Linked DNA regions of Mus musculus: region 2 is linked to region 1. A link is a loop called in an ENCODE intact Hi-C map of the cell type or tissue named here. Cell type or tissue: heart. All regions are shown on one strand.

The links. Hi-C counts contacts between places; a loop is a spot of excess contacts. Peaks named below come from ENCODE experiments on the same cell type or tissue, not always from the same donor. Only the 100,000 strongest peaks of a DNase experiment are listed, where the experiment ranks them.
Region 2: it touches region 1 in a loop (11-fold over the local background); 4 of 42 quality-filtered maps call a loop at or near these places.

The regions. Positions count from the first base shown.
Region 1 is chr12:89,449,669-89,452,168 of GRCm38, reverse strand. All of the region lies in intron 9 of Nrxn3 (neurexin III), which reads right to left. Among named protein-coding and RNA genes, the nearest start is that of Gm40537, 480 kb to the right of the region's middle. In heart, a CTCF peak has its summit at 1,026 (motif pointing right); no DNase peak of the experiment used is centred here.
Region 2 is chr12:88,986,188-88,988,687 of GRCm38, reverse strand. All of the region lies in intron 3 of Nrxn3 (neurexin III), which reads right to left. Among named protein-coding and RNA genes, the nearest start is that of Gm40537, 15 kb to the right of the region's middle. In heart, no CTCF peak of the experiment used is centred here; no DNase peak of the experiment used is centred here; H3K27ac peaks cover 452 bases.

The DNA.
Region 1 (2,500 bases):
CCATGGATCTGGGGTGGCTCCTTGGCAGAGGGTGGTAGTATAGTCTACCTAGAACTTATAGCAAGGTAGTAGAAATTACATGCTACAATAGCAAACTAAACCACTAAAATGAGTTAATATTACCCATGTAGTTTAGAGAAAACATTTTTATAATCAACTGCTAAGTTGGACATATTGTGGCATTAAAACTCCTCCTCCTGTTCCTCCTTCTATAACAGCCTACCTCCCCCTCTATTCTTCTCTCTTCCTCTTTTTCCTTAAAGTACTTCTACTATTTCAAATCTCACCAAGAATAAAGGCTAGCCATTTTAATTATTTTATAATATATGCTATACATTATAACATCATTGAATCATAGATAATTAGAAATTAAAAATTAAATGAGCAGATACATAGGAAATGACTAAATATGTGCCAGGTCAAACATAAATTGTAAATAATGCTTTCCTGTTTAACTAAGTTTTAGATTTTTTTATGACTGGTTTGCCTGTGTGTATGCATGGGAGTGTACCACAAGTATGTAGTGCCTACAGAAGTCAGAAGGAGGTATCTGATCCTCTAGAACTGAGTTATATAGACCATTGTGAATCACTGTGTGGGCACTAAGAGCTGAACCCAGGTCCTCTGCCAGAGCAGCAAGTATTCCTATCTGAGGGATAATCTCTCCAGCTCCTTAGTTTTTACCCAGATAAAGTTGTATTATGTAGCAAGAACTAGCCTGATGTGCACTATATAGTAGCATCACACTCATGAAAATCCTGCTTCAGCCTCCCAAGGATCGAAATTACATCATGACCAGATATGTTGCTATTGTAGCTCCTGCTCCATTTGAAACAGGGTTTCAGATAGCCCAAGCCTGCTTTGAACTTGACATATATTTGATGCTAACACTGAACTCTTCATGCCTCTGCTTTACTAGTATTTCAGTTTAGATGTGCATTACAGAAATAAAATCTTAATATCAGTTAAAGCAAGTAATGCCATCTTGGAAAGAATTGGTAGCACAAAGTAATGATTCTCCATGATGCCACCAGAGGGAGCCCAAGTCTATGTTTCTGCACCGACCTCATCAGAAGCCTGTCTGCGCTCCACACCCCAAAAGGGGGAAGGGGGAGCAGAAATCTTTTGCAAATCTCTTTGCTTGCTTGTCCATTTCTATCAAAATACTTCAGTCTTGCAGAAATGATTTAGCTGATGCCAGAGTCTATTTAATATGCCCAAGGGTAGATCAGTAGTGACATGTCCCCTTCCTGCTGGAATCAAACTTTCAGTCCCTTTGTCTAGCCTTTTTGCATAGAAGACAACTTTCAAAAAGGCTTCAAGTAAGATGGATTGCTTGCTGGCTCAGCCTCACATCCCACCTTCTTCCTGCTTATTTAGAACAGCTTGTGAGGAAAGGAAAGGAGAGGAGAGGAGAGGAGAGGAGAGGAGAGGAGAGGAGAGAGGGGAGAGGGGAGAGGGAAAGGGAGAGAGGGGAAAGGAGAGAGAGGAGAGGAGAGGAGAGGAGAGGAGAGGAGAGGAGAGGAGAGGAGAGGAGAGGAGAGGAGAGGAGAGGAGAGGAGAGAGGGGAGAGGGGAGAGGGAAAGGGAGAGAGGGGAAAGGAGAGAGAGGAGAGGAGAGGAGAGGAGAGGAGAGGAGAGGAGAGGAGAGGAGAGGAGAGGAGAGGAGAGGAGAGGAGAGGAGAGGAGAGGAGAGAGGGAAAGGGGGAAAGGGGAGAGGAGAAGAAGAAAGAGGAGAGGAAAGAGGAGAGGAAAGAGGAGAGGAAAGAGGAGAGGAAAGAGGAGAGGAAAGAGGAGAGGAAAGAGGAGAGGAAAGAGGAGAGGAAAGAGGAGAGGAAAGAGGAGAGGAAAGAGGAGAGGAAAGAGGAGAGGAAAGGAAAGGAAAGGAAAGGAAAGGAAAGGAAAGGAAAGGAAAGGAAAGGAAAGGAAAGAGAGGGAGGAAGGAAAGAGAAGGCAACTAGGTAGCATGGGAAATTCTTAGCCCAGACTGTTGCACTGGCAATGAGGATTTAAGGAATAGCTAGGGATGAGGGGCCACATTGGGACAGCCAAGAAAAGCTAAAAGCAACTTGGCTTTGGGGTGGGAAAACAACGTTATCCACCATCTTGACGGCCTCATACCTGGATCAGTTACAAAGAAAGGTGGCCTGGGCATTGGGCTCTGTCAGGAAAATGTTTGCTTTACAAGCATGAGAACTCCAGAATCCATATTAAAAGAAGCTAGTGTGTTGTTATAATCTTGTAACCCATAACCTCAGAAGTGGGGACAAGCAAACCCTGGGGATTTGTTGCCTAACGACTCTAGACTTCGTATTTCATAGCAATGGATGGCCCTGTCTCAAAACAAAGGTGGATAACTTAAGGAATAATACGTGAAGTTTCTCTCTCTCTCTCCCTCCCCCTCTACACACACACACACACACACACACACACACACACACACACCCCAAAGGATAAAGTAAGTAAAGACTTTCCTACATTCCCTAACACTGACAAATGCC
Region 2 (2,500 bases), 460 kb after region 1:
ATGCATTACATGGAGATAATGACTTCTCCGGGGTTGCAAAGCTGGAGAGTCAAGGACCTGAATACCGATCTTCCCTAACAAGGCAGGAAGGCACGGCATCCTTCAAGCATTTTCCTCTCTTGTGTTTCCCATCCTCCTTCATGATGTTTTGTTTCTCTTATCTAACACTATTTCCCCCTGCTCTAAAAAGCCTGAGAAGATGGGTAAAAACTTTTGTGTGTTTATTAGCCAACCATAGACAGCTCTACAGTTTAATTCAAAGACAGCTATAACTCACTTAAACTAACCTACACTGAATTGTGTCTTGGGTAGCCCTCCTCAAACACTCCTCAAAATGATAATGAACATCAGGCTCACCAGCAGGAGGACCAGTGGCAAAGCCTGAGGACTGGCTTTATATTACTGGGCAGGTACTATTTAAACCCTTCCGTCTCTTACACAGGGATGACTGGGAGGACAGCAGAAGCTTGGCCCTCTAAACCATGTGGGTTTTTATCAACTGGTGGGAGCACTGGGGCTCCTCCTGATTAATTCTTACCCATGGGCTCTCCATGAAGACTTCCAGGAAAGCAAAACAATGGGACAGAAAAAGCCAGGAGCCAGCTGGCCTAGACATGAAACCTACAGCAACTTCAATTCTCTAGATCTGTCTTATCATCTATAAAGCAAATATAAAATTGTTGCCAATCTCACTGTGGTTTTGTGAAATTCAATAAATAAAATACTTGAGCTGAGGGTCTAGTTGCATTAGAAGACCCACTAGATACTAGCGTATATCCTTTCCTTCAATTCGAGGAAGATGTGCACCCATTAGGAAGCCCTAATGCTGATCTGATAAGGAATCTAGAAATCTTATTTCCTCCCTTCAATTTCTTAGCTTCCTTCTTGCAACAACAACAACAAATGTCATCCTTATTAGAGAACAACATGACAAAATTGTTATCTGGTTAAAAGTGTGCTATACAATCAAAGCCTAATCTCAACATTAGAGCAAACCATGTATGGATGAGAGACAGAAACTAAATAGTGACTAAGCACCTACTATGCCTCAAAGACTTTATATACATTATTTTTATAATCTATACTCTACTCCTGGAATAGGGTTGCTTGTCAGTACCCTGTTTTATACACAAAGATTCCTAAAGGATATCAAGATTAAGTAGCAGAGCTGAATGCAATCGTTCACCACCAAAGCCCACTGTCTTTCCATTAATTCAGGAGCTTTGCTCTCCTGGGGTGAGGTGAGCCATGGGAGGGGACAAGTCATCCAATGACACGCCTAGAAGATGTGCAAAGAGAAACCATGCTTAAGTGTATGATGGTTCACTCTTGCTTTCCCAGAATTGACTTTTTTCTTGGGATTTTAAATCATCGGGTGATGGATTTATGCCAATGACCACCAGAGGGGGATAACAGCTGAGAGAGGACAGACAGTATGCATACACAAGCACCAGCGTGTGCATACACACACACACACACACACACACACACACACATACACACACACAGACATACACACAAGAGTTCCCAGTAGCTTCCCCAAACAATAACAAAGGATTAACACACTGAAATGCCATTTAAATAAAGACCCTTGAACAAACAGGATTTTCTCATAGCTTTTCTGCTACTGTAAACCATGCCGAGTCTGAGCTCACCTCGGGGGAAACAAAGGGTATCATGAATCCCTTGTCTAGGCAAAGGATATTCCTGTTTGAAAATAAAAAATGTAGAGCCAGATTTGATCCACTGGTTCTCATAGTTAAGTTATATTAATTATATATTTTCAAAGAAATTGATTTAGAGGGCTAGAAAGTTGACCCAGCAGTTAAGAGCACTTACTAATCTTGCAGAGGACCTGGGGTAGGTCCCCAGCATTCATAACAACCAATAACTGTAGTCCCAGAGGATCTGACACCCTCTTCTGACCTTGGTGGAAAACAGGTATGCACTTAGTACACACATATGTGTAGACAAAAACAAAAACAAAAAACAAAAAACCTCACACACACTCACACATAATTTTTTTTTAATATCTAAAAATAAAAGAAAGACCTGGATTTGGAGCCTGAAGTCAGGATTGTTTTGCATAGTGGGGTCAAGGATCAAGCTTAGGGTCCTATGCTTACTAGACAAGGGCCAAACCATGGAACTACATCCTCAGCTAAAGGGTTTTTGAAGCTGTAAATCAAACTACACCGTGTATGTTTCACACAGGCCCAACAAGACCCCTGACTGCCCATCCTCTCAAATACAAGCCTCCCAATATCCACCCCCCCACATGGTTATTGTAAAGACAAAAACTGTAATGCAAAATGGCAAACAGCTCTGTAAATTGCAAAGGCCAAGCAAATGTCAATTGCTCTTCTTGCTATGGTAGTTATTTATTTAGTGTCGACGCTCCTATCACAGGGCCTGTCTGTGGCAGTGCACGGTCGGTTGCAGGAGGAACAGGCCTGAGCATTATATGAGAGGGCAGGGAAGCAGAAGGAGCAAGTGTGCT